Linked DNA regions of Homo sapiens: region 2 is linked to region 1. A link is a contact called in ENCODE Hi-C or POLR2A ChIA-PET data. All regions are on one chromosome and are shown on one strand. Each heading gives the region's core, a stretch centred on a gene start or an enhancer-like site at or near the end of the contact. The rest is flanking DNA. Distances are from core to core; before and after follow the strand shown. Region 1 has its middle 77 kb from the start of SERTAD2. Region 2 overlaps LOC105374776 (a long non-coding RNA gene).

Region 1 (7,698 bases), core at 2,249-4,748:
TTAACAGAAAGAACACAATGGTCTGAGTTTGAGGAAGTGGGCCCTAGTCTTTGCAATTAACTGGAGTTTCACTTTCCTTATGAAGGGCTTTACTCTAGATTTAGATATATACACATATTTGAACCAAATGGTCCCTAAGGTTCATTCAGCATGGTTCTAAGTAAGAAATAACAAGGCTCCTCTTTTATTCAATTATTGACTTCAAAGTCAATCAAGAAGCTACCCTTTGACGGTACATATGTTCTTATTGTGAGTAACATGGAATGGCCACTGAGGAAGATTTTTAGACGGTGATTTTCTGTGTAAATATGAGAATGACAGGGAAGACAGGAAGCTAGATGCTATCAAAGTGCTGGTTGCATGGTGGAGGGAATACTGGAGCAGGATGGCTCTAATGACTACTAGCTGTATGCCCTTGGACAAGCTGTAAACTCTCAGAAGTCTGTTTCCTCATTTGTAAAATGGGAGACAATACCTCACAAGGTGGTTGTGGCTGTGGGTGTTAAATAGGATAATGCTCATGAGAGCACTTACAAACTGCAAGGCACCATACAAATACAGATGGTATTATTCCTTGTACCAACCTGCCAAAAACGGTTTTTTCAACAAACTCTGAAGTATTAAAATAAAAAGCTAATGTTTTCCCGAAGAACTAAAATTGAAATTCTTTGTTTTCTGCTCATATTATATCTAGGTGTGGAGTGGACAGCAAGACAACTTAAGAGTTAAAATCTAAGCCCAGCGTGGCTCTCCAGCTGGTCTACCACTGACTTCGGTTATCTAACATCTGGCCTCTGCCCTTACTACTATTAGTTTACAATTACAAACAACCTCAGGCAGTGCTGAGAAACTCCATTGCCTGTTAGATGATAAGCTGGGGCACTTTAGGAATTGTTTTGCTTTGTTTTGTTTTTAACTTAAATTTGGTTTGGGCAGACCCCCTGCTGCCATTCCTGTAAGAATAGGTGTGGGTTTCCCCAAGGGCAGTGTTGGGGAAGACCCGGACTGGCATGCATGCTGCACTGGCTGATTTCTGCACTGCATTCCACAAGGTGCCCACAGCACTGCAAGGGCTGCCCTCTGCTTGAGCTCCTGCATGGCTGCTCCCTGCATGAGTAGCTTACGTGCGGCACGGCTGCTCCTTGCATGGGCAGCTCCAGCAAGGCCAGCACAATGCATTGCACGGGCCGCTCTCTGCACGCACCACTCCACGCTCACAGCAGCCCCAGACTTTGAGACTTTAACTGCAGAACAGAAGTGAGAGGCTTCGGCTGGCAGCTGTTAGTTGCTCCTTATTCTTTGTCACTCACAGAAAAAAGAGAAAGATGGTAAGAAGGCAGTGACTTGTTTTCTTTGTTTCTTCATAAATGGAGGCTTTAAGAATATTCTATAGGCCGGGCGCGGTGGCTCACGCCTGTAATCCCAGCACTTTGGGAGGCCGAGGCGGGCGGATCACGAGGTCAGGAGATCGAGACCATCCCGGCTAAAACGGTGAAACCCCGTCTCTACTAAAAATACAAAAAAATTAGCCGGGCGTAGTGGCGGGCGCCTGTAGTCCCAGCTACTTGGGAGGCTGAGGCAGGAGAATGGCGTGAACCCGGGAGGCGGAGCTTGCAGTGAGCCGAGATCCCGCCACTGCACTCCAGCCTGGGTGACAGAGCGAGACTCCGTCTCAAAAAAAAAAAAAAAAAGAATATTCTATATACTTTATTCCTTCAGCCTGCTGTAATTTTAGTATCATCGTTTAAAGGCAAAACATTTTTTCCATTTAATGCAATAAAATGCAAAATAAATAGCCCTTTTAGATTGTTTTACTTTATTCAGTAAGATACATTTCTTTCACCCAAAATTTTTTTTTTTTTTTTTTTTTGAGACGAAGTCTTGCTCAGTCGCCTAGGCTGGAGTGCAGTGGTGCAATCTTGGCTCACTGCAACCTCCGCCTCCCAGGTTCAAGTGATTCTCCTGCCTCAGCCTCCCGAGTAGCTGGGACTACAGACACACGCCACCAGGCCCAGCTAATTTTTGTATTTTTAGTAGAAGCGGGGTTTCACCATGTTGGCCAGGCTGGTGTCGAACTCCTGACCTCAGGTGATCCTCCTGCTTCGGCCCCCCAAAGTGCTAGGATTACAGGCGTGAGCCACCGCGCCCAGCCCAAATGTACTTTTTCTCTTGGGTATATTTTAGTCAACTATTGTATAGATGCTAGCTTACTGAGGTTGCTAAATAATTAACTTCTGATTATCACAGCTTTATTTAAAACTCTTTTTTTTGAGTGCTTGCTATCTGCCAAAGTACATTTTAAAAAGCCGTTTATTTTTTAAAACTACATTTGCTTTAATGTATAGGATGTTAATACATTTTCAGTCTAGGGTAAACTAAAATCAACATAAATTTGTATTCCCTAAACATACACCTCCCAGGTGAGCTGCTCCAAGTTCCGGGCATTCAGCAGAGAAGGTCCACATACTTCACTATGGATAATCCACAGATATCTAAGCACTCTTCCTGCCTATTCTTAATGTCACCCTGAAAAACTAACTTAGTCACAAACAGAAAACCAAGAGCTACCTACAGCCTGAAGTATTCCCAAATCATATATGCAACTATATAAATCATGGAAGGTAATAGTTCTTTTTCTACTTTTTGTAACTGCCTGAAAATAAACCAGAAGTGGGCACATGAGAAAAGACAACTATTTCATATAACAAATAAGTTATATTTTCACCAGTGGCTATTCAACTTTCTCCTCCTCCCCCAATAAAATTCTGATTTCTAACTAATAGAGCAGTCCTTTCATGTTGGTTTTGTCTCTTCCAGTTAACAACACAAAAGAATTACGACGATTCATCCTCTCAATTTTATGTAGCTTTCAGAAGCCAAATGAGCAACAGGATCATCTTGTTAATAAATCTTTCCAATTAAGTTGTGAGTGTAGGCTTATGTTAGATTTTTCAAAGGCTCTCTCAGAAGCAGAGGAGTGGGTTACCTTATTGTCTAGGAGTTCCCAAATGCAGAAAGAGTGTATCTGATGTTAATGCACAGATGTCTTGACTGGGGAAAAAAAGAAAACTCATAAATCATCACCCCACACATTTTAGATGGGAGAGGAAATAGCAGAATGGAACAATTAACAATTACTATTCTACAGAAATTATTTAATATAGTGGAAAGAGAGACAAGGCAGGGTTTAGAAGGCCTGAATTTCAGTCATTCCACCACCATTTACTAACTTTTTTATTCTCTGGACTTGAATTGGCACATTTCTAACATAGGAATAGCCACAATTCTCTTGCTGATCACACAGATTTGTTGTTGGGATTACATGTGAAAATTCACAGATAAGTATTTTAAAAACAGTTTTAAAGGGCTACTCCAGTATTTCTGACATTAACAAATTTCTCTGCATTGCATTCACTCAAGCGTGACTGAAGATGATCAAAGCCAGCCCTTCCACAGCTCTGTCAATTGGGAATCTCTGAAGTGGGTCTGCTATCACCACTGCATGGGGTGACGTCAGGCTGTTGTTTACAGGAGAAGAGAGGCTGCCAATTTCCACTGAGCCCAAGACCTCTATGGCCAGGCTTCTCAGTCTGCACGTGAGCAAGAATGGACTCTTTATGCGTGGCATGTGTGGACATGCACCAGTTCACGTTCAGCGGCACTAAAACAACAAAACTGCTTAACTGCTTGGTGTGTGCACAACAGCATGTACTTTGGATCTTACGATTTCACTAAGAAGACTAAGCAAAATTGATCAAAATGCAACTTTCACTTTTGTTACTCTGAAAGCGGGGAAAACCTGTCATTCGGCAACTTTATCCTCAGTTTGATTTTTAAAAAGCATTTTGAAAGCAAAACAGTTGATTCTAGTTTTTACAGAACTCTCCTCAAGCTCTACATTCACTAACAAAAGAACTATGGACAAAATATTTCAAAGCATGAAATATATTCAGACTGCAGTAACCAAGTTTTATAGGAACCACTTCATTTTCAGAGTGGTTGCAGTTGCTTCCTCCTATAAGTTCAGGAAGTACTCACTCAAGTACTAACATAGTCTAACTGAATCCACTTTGGGGAGATATTTTGTTACATTTATTACTATAAACAGGAAAAAAATCTGGCTTATTAACATTTGCCCATTCATGAAATTTCCTGGCAGAAAGCAGCCTGTTAAATCAAATTTAGAGGGCAAAAAAGAAAATAGGGGCTGCTTTCATTATAATCTTTCTTCAACTATCCATCACCTTCTGGGACAGCAGTCAAATCAGGAATAATATGGGAGCGGATCGTGTTTATAACTGGCAATGAAACTTTACCTCAGACAATAAATCTCGTGTAAATCCTAACACTGGAACACTGAAGAAGAGATGGAAGAGATGTGGGAAATATTCTTGGTCCCTGGAAATTAGTTTCTTTGGTCCTGTTTTAAGTGTAGCTGAAGAAAGGAGAAACTATGGCTCAGGAATAAAATGAAGCCCAGAAAGAATCCCAAGTTCTGTTTTTGGCTCTGCAGTTCATTACATATAATCCTAGGTCAAACACTTAGCCAAGATGGTCCTTATTCTCAGTGTATGAGAAATGGTGATGATAATAGAAAATACTACTTTTCAATTTTTAAGAGGACATAAGAAAAAAAGAAGACAACGAGTGAAAGTTTTATGCAACATTACATTACAGGAACTAGAAAAGAACAGAAACATGGACTGCGCATTCAGCCGGACCCTGGCCATCTCCTCTGAGAGCTGCGGAGGAGAACTCACTAAATAAGGGGGAAGTGCCATGAGCACTTCCTTCATTTTATAGTTAGACATAACAGGAGCATAAAAAGTATGACACCAGTTCAACTTTTTCAGGGTTGGTGCCAGCAAGTAACATTAGCCACATATCCTAAACACGTCAAGAAACCTAAAGAGCTATCTATCCCAGGGTTCCTCCCCAACATAAGTGCTAATCCAGATGCCAAACACCTTTGTAGAAAAATGTGGAAGTAGTTTCAGATTATACTTGAAAATGGCTGTCATCAGCTTCATTCCTTTATGTGGTGAAAGACACCTGAATACACGAATCAATGATGATGTGAAACAATGATAGCAAAAAGGCGGCAGGCAGGAGCATTAATAGTCTCAGTTAGGAATGCTTCAAATGAGCAGGAATTTTATCGACTGAACAAAGCAATGATTAGAGCAGAGCTTCACACGTTTGGAGCCAGTACAAAGTTCATGAACTCTATCTTTAAAAGAATAAAACCTCACATAAAGTAAAGCAGTCAACTTGTCAGTCAAGGCAATCAGTAAGAGGAATAGTAAGAGAAACTGAATTGACAGGAACCCTTATTCTTAATATTTGCCCCTATCCAACTTTTACTTAAAATTCTAAAACTGGCTATTTCGACTTTACTTTTCTAACCTTTTCTGTTTGTCAAATTGACAGGATCACTGAAAGCAATTATAAACGCACACAAAGAAAATAGGAGGACATGTGAAGAATAGACATTTATAACTGGGTTGACCAAGGGCCCGAGTTCCCACTTGACACCCCATGGCGAAACTGCTTGTTGCACTCCAGTACATCAAAGCATCATGTGCTCAATGGTGTGATAGTTAGAAAAGTCATAGTACACTTGCTTACTATACATTTGCTACATAAACTGCCTCTCCAGGAGCACAAAGGGTTCCAAGAACTCACTACATGAACGCTGATAGGTGACTGTAAGCACTGAATCACTTTAGCTTCAAAGACACACCTAATAAAAAGCGGGTGGATCACCTGAGGTCAGGAGTTTGAGACCAGCCTGACCAACATGGAGAAACCCCGTCCCTACTAAAAATATAAAATTAGCCAGGCGTGGTGGTGCATGCCTGTAATCCCAGCTACTTGGGAGGCTGTGGCAGGAGAATCGCTTGAACCCGGGAGATGGAGGTTGCAGTGATCCGAGATAGGGCCATTGCACTCCAGCCTGGGCAACAAGAGTGAAACTCCAACTCAAAAAAAAAAAAAAAAAAAAAAAAAAGACTCAGTTCCATTTCAGTAACTGACTAAACAAAACAGAACTTTTCTTTGTCAAGAACTTTTTCCTAGTCATTAAAAATGCCTATTTTTTTCCCTCATCATATAATGGTGTAATAAGTTTACACTGATACCTGCATCTAGCATTCAAAAGTTAAGATTTAAGTATTCCATACTGCATCTCATTTTGTATTCCTAAGGTGAGAGGTAGGGATACTGCTAGCTGGAATGTCAACAACTTGAACTGAAGAACAATGTAAAAGAGTAATTCTCACACCAACAATGTCAATAAGTGTATGAATAACTAACATAAAGTGAAGCAAAAGAATCTTAAAGAAAAGGCCTCTATTTTAGGAAATGGGAAATCCATTTTAAAAAAACTCCTCATTCACATAATTATTCAGTAATAAAAGTCACAGTTTCTCCAAAATACGTGAACCTAGGTCACCAGAACAGCTGTCAGAGGCCATATGAACTGATTTGTAGATTGCACAGACAAACAAAAGGTAGTGGTAACAAGCACCTCTCCTCCATCATGAAAGTGATCTCTTCTATGCAATGCTTCTTTGTCCATCTCCCTGTCCAATCATCATGTAAGATCAAAACAGAAAAACGAGTGGTCAAATGCCTGTATAACTCTATTAATAACCCTAAATTAGCCCGCGTGGAAGAAGTTTCCATTTTTATCATATTGTTCTTAAGATGCATAAGTACTGCAAAAAATAAAACCAAATCTTCATGACCCATGTCAATCTAGTGTACTTACCATTCAGTAATCACTACACTAGTGATAACGTCAAATTAGTGGTAGTGGAACACAACAGTGCTGAGAAGACATGAGTGTCTTTGTACCACATGGATTTCATGCTAAGGTAGAAAAGATGGATCCATGACCTGGTACACAATAAAGCTTATGTCTAGGGACTTAGCCAAAGTACAGACAAATTTTCTCCAAATATAATCTCTTTTCCAAATAGTTTTTAAAAACTATTGTAAATACATTTTCCTTAGCTGGTCAACAATTTTTCACTGGTCATCCTGCAGTTTTCAGTCAGAATAAGAATTCCTCGAGAAAAATGAAAACAATAAATGACCTGGAACTATGGCAGTTTGCCCTTAAAATCCATCGCACACAACTTGAAGTTGTAGATCTTGCCCATGAGAAGCTCCAAGAGAGTACACAGGAATGACAGAATCAAGAAAGAAGCAAACACAAAGACAAAGCGCTAGTGATTGCTCTATCATTGGAGTATAAACCTTCAGTAATAAGTGGCAGATAATACACTCTGGACTCTTCGTTGCTTTCCAATCCACTGAATTAGACTTTTGTTCCATTCTCTCAGGTAGACCAAGAAGTAGGGGCAAGAAACACAGTTAAAACATTTCTCAACAGAGACGAAAAAGAGAAATTGAGTCAGTCCAACTGCTTAGTCTCGACTGGTTTTTACCTGCTTGATTGTCTGAAGACAAGAATACACCCTGATCCAGCAATGAGTATGGTCAACTGCACAGCCATGAATAAACGTTTCCCATACAAGACTTACACATCACGGCAAGGTCAGTCTTAACTCTAGTTGGGAAATTAAATGTTAGTTTGTTTGAGCTTTTGGATCTTGATCTTGGCTTTCTTTTTTTAGCACTGGGTAGTGGAAATAAAAATAAAATCAAGCTATTAGATGGGAAACAACAGAC
Region 2 (7,698 bases), core at 2,942-5,441, 67 kb after region 1:
TTCTCATGGGAATGGCTAACTGATTCATGGTGCATAACAAAAAATCTGCAGATGACCTAAACCATCATACTGACTGTCAGATTACATTTTCTTCTTTGATAATATTTTACCCAAATGACTAACAAGTATACACAATGACTACTTGTGTATTTTTCCTTTGTCTCACTTCCCTTATCACTTAGGACATTTCTTCTTATTGAAATTAATCAACAAATATTAATAGAGACATTTAATTAACAGTAATTGAAGCATTTGCTGTGCAATGTAAGAAACACAAACTATATAAAGGCACTGCCCTCACTGAATTTAGTTTACAATTCAATTGATTTTATTTGGAGTTTTTGTTCATTTTTTAACCCAAATTGTGGCATATTATATAACTACTGTGTACCTTGCTTTTTTTCACCTAATGCCTCTTGGAAAGGGTTTCATATTATTATAGAAATATGGAATACATGGGACTATGGGATATTCCTACGACAAGAGTATAAAATATTCCATATATAGGAGTATGGAAAATTCCATTTACAGAAATGTGGAATTCAAAAGAATAGAACTGCCTTATTAGCCTTTTTAAACAGCTACATAATATTTCATTGTATGAAAATAACATAATTTACTTAAGTCCTTAAATAATGCACATTAAATCTTTTGCTGTTACAAATAACGCCGCAATGAATAACTTTGTACATTCGCTACTTCCCACCTGGGCAAATACATCTACAGGATAAGTACCTAAAAGTTGAACTGCTGGGTTGAATTGCAGAGAGCATGTGCCCTTGTGATTTGGTACTTGTTGCAATCAAATAGCTATTGCCAGACTGTCCTCCGTGAGGGAAAACAATTTACACACTCCGTAAACACTCATAAATTTACTTTTATGTATTTGGAACTTTACTGTTGAGTGTCCTCATCAAGAGAGGCAATTATCAAATTTTGTGAATTTTGCCAGTCAGAAAGATAAAAAAAAGTCACTTCCTATTTTTGATTTGCATTTCTTTTATTATAAATGAATGAAGCTGAGCACTTTTCATATGTTGAAGCAGGTATTTAAGTCTATTTCTGGATTCTCCATTCTGTTTCATTGATCTGTCTGTTATCTGTCGTTTTCAGAATTGAGAAGAATGATTCTTAATTTAAAAAGTAGAAGGTAAAACTGAGTTCTACCACTCACTAGCTAACTGTCTGATCTTGAATGAATCTCTTAATCTCTTTGATCTTAGCTTCTCCGTCTGTAAGACAATAAGGTTGAACCCCATGGGTTCATTAACTCAGATACATTTGTTGAGTTTTAAACTCCTTTGCTGGGTGCTGTTGATGTCAGGGAGAGCAAAAGCAGACACTGTCCCTGCTCACATGGAATTTACCGTCAGTGCGGGAGGGTCCAGCACTATTGGAATAATGACTTAGAGCACTGACAGTCCTAACTTAGGAGACTTGGAGAGGAGAAAGCAGGGAGAGGGCTGGAAAGGTTCCCAAAGGAAGTGAAGGAAGTAATGTGGAAACTGAGATCAGGTGGGAAAAGAGTTAGCCAGATGAAGCCAGGAGATGGTGGAGAGGAAGGCGTGTGAGGACTTGGCATGAAAAAAGAACTCTCTATTGTAGTTGGAGATAGACAGGAAAGTGGTAAGTAAGAGACGAGAGAAGCTAACGAAGTACACAGGAATCAGTTCCTGTAAAGCTTGGATAGATATTATGGTCTTTATCCTAAGCATTTGTCTTGCCTGGGACCTCTAAGAAGTAAAATCTGAGTTAAAGACCAAAGTGGTGACACTTTCTTGGAAGGCAAAAGCCAGGACAGTGAGGGTGAGGAAAAGGGAGGTAAAGTGAGGAAAGATGTGGAGCAAGGCAATGCTGTGTTATCACTCTGGTTACTGCACCACAATGAGCTCCAGCTGCAAGGAAACACAGCGGGTTGGTTACCAGGTGTTTGTTAACCACACAGGACTTCTCCAGAAAGTTAATGTGGAAAATCATATCTCAGAGCAATTCTTAGCAGGTAGAAAGGAAGGAATAATTTATCTGCCTGGTATTCTCCCATCTTGCATTGCCCATTGTTCATGTTTAATTCTACAGAAGCTAACTCCCATGTCCTTCCAGGGTGCATCACCCAGCCTCTCATTGGTTGTACCTGCGGTGTGGCATTTCATCCAAACCTGGAAGTGGAAGTGCAGGTGGAAGACCAGCCAATAGAGAAAAAAGGACACAGTCAAGGGAATCTGAGAAGGCACACAGGGTTTGTGTCCAACATACCATTAAAGAACTCCATGCAAGAGAGTGACATGGTCTGGCAACACTTGGGGGGACCGCTTAGAGAGGGTTGAGAATGGATGTAGGGAGATCAGTGGTGGAGTATTGCCATGATCCAGACGAGAGAAGACAGTGTCTGGGGCTGGCATTTGATGTAGAGATGGAGAAAGTGAATGGACATCAGAAATTTTAGGAGGTAAAATTGCCAGGGTTGAGGGATAGGTTGAATTTGAGAAATAGAGAAAGGCATCAAGGATGTCTGGGTTTCTGACCTGAGCAGCCCAGCCGATGGTGGTGTCATTGGCTGAGATAAGAATCTGAGGTAGTGAGGCAAGTCTGGGAGGAAAGATCCTTGGGATTTGAACTTGTGCCTATGAAAAGCCCAGTTGGAGACTTGGCATAGGCAACTGCAAGTAGGAGCCTGATTATCGGAGTAGTGGATGTGGGTAGCAGGGATTGCATATAGATGAGAAAAGGAAGCTTAAATAACCTAAACACTTAATGGCTCTGTAGAGAAGATTGGGTCTGCAAAGGAGAAAAAGAAACCACAGGCAAAGAGGTAGGAGGAAAATGAGAAGGGCTTTGGTCCTCAAAGCCCAGGGACTTGGGTTTTAGGAGGGAATGGTCCCAGAGAGACTAGGGGACATAAGGACTGAGTTCTTTCTGGCAATGTGGTGGTCATTAATTATTTTAGCTAAAGTGATGAGGCTGAGGAGTGAGGGGAGCGGATGAAATTGAAGTGGAGTATAGACGACTCATTTGAGAAGTTTCGCTGGGAAGGAGAGAAGAAAGAATAGTTGTAGGAAGGGGCTGTGGTTTCAGAGAGGTGTTTTTGTTTTGTGCTGAGAGAGACTCAAGCATGCTTAAGTGTAAATGGGAAGGATTCGGGTGTCAGAGAAGCGTTGGAAATAGAAGGGAGAGGAGACATTTTCTAGTGTGGGGCTCTGGGGGCTGGGATCCAGAACACAGGTGCAGGGCTTGACCTAAGGGCAGGACGCATCCGCCAAGGGATGGGAGGAAAGGAAGTGGGGATGGCGCCAGGGAAGGTGGGGCTGCAGCAGGAAGCTGGGGGCCTGGCTCTATGGCATCAATTTTTGAAAAGTAAAGGCAGGTCATATGCAGAAATGTGAGGTGATTCAATCGTAGGCTGTTATGACAGGGGAAAAAAAAGAAATGTGAAGTTGGGGTAGGGAGGTGTTTAAGGAGAATGGAAAGGATTTGAAAGAGAAGAAACTCTCAACCTCGTGATTTTTTTTTTTTTTTTTTTTTTTTTTGAGACAAGGTCTCGCTCTGTCGCCCAGGCTTGAGTACAGTGGTGCAAACACAGCTCACTGCAACCTCAACCTCTTGGGCTCAAGCAATCCTCCCACCTCAGCCTCCCTACTAGCTGGGACTACAGGTGTAGTCCCAGGTGGCCAATTTTTGTGTTTTTTGTAGAGATGGGCCAACCTAGTGATCTTGAGAGAACTTCAGTTCATGGGCAACTTGGAGGAGTGGTAACTGAGTGAATGGACAGGGGAAGTGCAGGGGGAAGATCGGATGGGGTCACCTGCCGACCCCACAAATCCTGCCTCCCCAGCTTACCCTTTAGCCAACCTTAGCTCTGGCCTTCCAGCTCAAAGACAAGGAAGCAAATGAGGTGGATCTGATACAACAGCCACAGCTTTTGGCCTTCAGATAACTAAGAAGGTGTCACTTTTATGACTCTCAAACATTCACTTAACACAAGAACCAATTCATTTTTGAAAAATCTTTTCTTGTGGCATACTGGTGATATTTTCAAATGTGGACGTTGGAAAATAAAACATTGTGAGCATCCACTAAAATTTTAGCACAGAAGTATGGTAAAAGTCTTTTGTTTCTTGGGCTTTTCTTTCAAGCGAGCACAGGACCTAACTGTTTAACTTGTGGTTAAGGATTATTTGTGCAGGGCACCTCAGTAGGTGAAATGTAGTGGATTTGGCATTTTGCCTGTGGAACACTGGGCAGGAGCTCCAGTTACAAATTGCAGTTGTATAAAATAACAGGAAATGTGGGGCTTTGAAAGATTCCACTGGAAAGATTAATTATTTGGAAAAGAGTTATGCATCAGCTTCGTGTGTTTTTAGAGAAAAGGTGGCCCACGCCATTTTTAATAGTGCAAAAGAAAATTCTGCTACCAGGCAAAAGAGGGGAAGAGAGAAACTCCTGTTCAGTCTTTTTCTGGAAGGGCTCACATTTAGTTTTAAAACCATCTTTATTCTCTTTGTTAGAAGACAAGGGGTTAGAAATGAAAGCCAGATGGAATCCTGGAAATATTTGAGGCTTATAAAAGAAAAGATCTGGATTTCCTAATTCTCTGAGATGACCTCCCTGGGTTTTTGGGTTTTTTCTAACTCTTCTACCATCCCCCATCCTGCCCCTCAACATTTAACAATTTCCTACACATCAGTTCACCATGGACACTCATTTTCCTGTAGGCATAAGAATGTTATTCAAATAAACTCAAAACTTCTGGGTGGACGCTGGCTCTGGATTTAGTGTCTCTGTAATGGCCAAAAGGATAAACCAACATTTATTGCACAGCTGCGACCCTAAATGATCAGACAGGCTGATACTCAGATAGACTTCAGCAGTTTTCTGAGAACAGTGTGCTTCTACACATTTGAAGTAAAATAATTCAATCTCTCCAGTGCACTCTAATTGTGAACTGCCAAGAAAATGTAGGGGAGTTGGTACTTTTTTTGGGGAAAAAAGGCATTTTCTTGAGTTCCTAAGACATCCATCCATAAATGTATACAGAGAAGGGACATATGTTTTCATGTAGGTTCATCACTTTCTTTCAGCTTGAACATCCTTCATCTGAAGTCGGCCCTGGAGAGATTTATTTGGCATGAACGTTTATTTGAGCAATGGAGGGAGGAAATTTTCTCTCATAGTTGAGCCTGACCACCAAATATGATCAATATTTATCCTCTGACATGACTGGGGAATGAGATCTTCAGGTTAGTCAATTATTTGGGCCAATAAAAAGCAACCATTTGAAGACTTTTATGTACAGAAACACACTTCAAGCCCAATTTTGGCTGCTGTGGAACTCAGACTTTCTGAGATGACCAGGTCTTCAGAATCTTTCAGTGCCTCAGGTCTCAGGCCATCACTAGAAACAAATCATCCTCATGTAAAGTAGATGTGTAGTAAACCAGATATTTCCAGTTACGAGAAGGCCAGAAAAACTTAGTTTTTACGGTAACTCTGTTAAGTTTCAGATTGATTTTTTTTTTTTTTTTAAGATAGGGTCTCGCTCTGTCACCCAGGCTGGAGGGCAGTGGCATGATCATAGCTCCCTGCAGCTTCCAACTCCTGGACACAAGCAGTCCTCCCACCAGGTAGCTGGGACCGCAGGTGTGCACCACCATGCCTGGCTCTTTAAAAATAAATATATTTTAGAGACAGGGTCTTGCTATGTTGCCCAAGGTGGTCTTGACCTCCTGGGCTCAAGCCATCCATCCTCCCACCTCAGCCTCCCAAGTAACTGGGATTACAGGCATGAGCCACCACATTCAACTCCTCAAATTGAATTTTTAAAGGTCAGAGAAGTGTGGCTTTGGAGAGATTATGATGGAAGTCCATGGTTTTCTTTATCCCCGAGACCTTATAGCCCAGAGATGGCTGTCTCAGATATGAAGGGAGAGAAGGAGCTGGCACCTTGCCTATTGGATGAGTCGCTTCCATTTTCCACACTCTCCCTCCTCCATCATCTTCTGTACACCTTGATGCTGATGCCCAGGGTCTTTCCTCCTTTTCAATAATAAACTTTTAATAGCCTTTGTGTTAGGGGCTAAGGATGAGAAGAAACACAGCCCCTGGCTTCAGGGGACCTTCATTTTAGCTGGAGAGATATGAAGCACATGCCAATCCAGGGAGGCAGCTGCTCAGAGCCATGGGCAGGTTTTCCTGGCCTGTGTCCAGAAGGAAAGAACCTAGAGAGGGAGAGGCCAAAGCTGCACTGTCAACTACCAGGGTCGTCACCCTGAGTCACTGGGCTGAGCTGTGGGCCTGAAATCTAGAGATGGCTTTGTTTTTCTCACACCTGCTATGTTGGGTGCCCATCTGGGAATGATATGAGAAGGTCAATCCCACCGCTTTTCCAGTCTCACTCAGAAATTCATCAACAGTCAGCTACTAGCCCAGCTGCAACCAAACCCATCCTGTATTTCTCATTTTTTTTCTACCCTACTCTTCTGTTCCTCCTTCAGCCTTTGACTCCTCCAGGATGTGGCATGGGGAGCAAAGACAGGTAAAGGACAGAAACTGCCTACCTGACTGGGGCCGTTGTAAAAAGTCATTATGAAGTGGTCCAGGTGACCCCTCATGCCTCATTAACTTTTTTGAAACCTGGGGAGGCAATGGCCATGCACTAACTGCTGCTTAGCCAGGGCTGCAACCCTGCAGCCCACCACTTTAACCTCATCGTGACTTTGGTTTTTGTTGATAGGTTGATATGCACAGTTCCCTACCCCTGTGGTCAGCCGCCCCAGCAAGCAGATCTCTTGCCCTTGAAAGAAATTTGAAAACAATTCAAGCCAACTCTCTTTCCAAGGTGTCCATTCTGCCCGAGAGATGCTCCCAGATGCTCTGTGGGGCATAGGCTCCTTCCTCTGCAGCATTCTCCTTGCCCAGCTGTCAGGAGCAGGGCAGCCAGTACCTCACCTTTCAACTTTCCCAGTCCTCCCAAGTGCAGGAACCCCATGTCAAGCACTCTGGGTCCATCTCTCGGGTCCTCTCACTAGGCTTCAGGGCAAGGGAAATGCCTATGAATCCAGGGTAACTCTGTCCCCAGTATTTTTGTCAGAGGCGTTTGAACCAGAGCAACTCCATCTTGAGTAGGGTCTGTGTAAAATAAGGCTGAGACCTACTGGGCCGCATTCCCAGATGGTTAAGGCATTCTAAGTCACAGGGTGAGATAGGAGGTCAGCACAAGATAAAGGTCATAAAGTCCTTGCTGATAACACAGGTTGCAATAAAGAAGCCAGCCAAAACCCACCAAAACCAAGATGGTGATGAAAGTCACCTCTGGTTGTCCTCACTGCTACACTCCCACCAGTGCCACGAGAGTTTACAAATGCCATGGCAACATCAGGAAGTTACCCAATGTGGTCTAAAAAGGGGAGGCATGAATAACCCACCCCTTGTGTAGTGTATCATCAGAAAATAATAATAAAAATGGGCAACCAGCAGTCCTCGGGGCTGCTCTGTCTGTGGAGTAGCCATTCTTTTATTCCTTTACTTTCTTAATAAACTTGCTTCCACTTTATGGACTCGCCCTGAATTCTTTCTTGTGCAAGATCCAAGAACCTTCTCTTGGGGTCTGGATCTGGATCGCTTTCCAGTAAAATTTCACTACCAACATTTAGAATGAATCGCAGAACTAACTCCGTTTCTGTTGTGTTTTTTTGTTTTTGTTTT

What was found. Hi-C counts contacts between places; a loop is a spot of excess contacts on that map. ChIA-PET counts read pairs that join two places held with the same protein, here RNA polymerase II (POLR2A). Pooled maps may share reads with other maps.
Region 2: a loop to region 1 is called in a map of endothelial cell of hepatic sinusoid, with 4 times the contacts of the local background. The contact joins two enhancer-like sites. A Hi-C loop is called at or near these places in 1 of 168 maps with a recorded cell type or tissue (endothelial cell of hepatic sinusoid) and 2 of 50 pooled maps. POLR2A ChIA-PET finds 5 or more read pairs at or near these places in 13 of 52 experiments (AG04450, B cell, Caco-2 and 10 more).

What each region holds. Positions count from the first base shown.
Region 1 is chr2:64,727,158-64,734,855 of GRCh38, forward strand. No RefSeq gene overlaps it. Among named protein-coding and RNA genes, the nearest start is that of SERTAD2, 77 kb to the left of the region's middle. Within about 2 kb of position 3,499, at least 33 of the 41 ENCODE cell types and tissues checked have a DNase peak (open chromatin) inside an H3K27ac peak, as active enhancers do.
Region 2 is chr2:64,793,845-64,801,542 of GRCh38, forward strand. LOC105374776 (a long non-coding RNA gene) reads left to right here. Exons shown (of 3, transcript XR_002959393.2): 3 at 1-1,028. Among named protein-coding and RNA genes, the nearest start is that of LINC01800, 66 kb to the right of the region's middle. Within about 2 kb of position 4,192, at least 3 of the 41 ENCODE cell types and tissues checked have a DNase peak (open chromatin) inside an H3K27ac peak, as active enhancers do.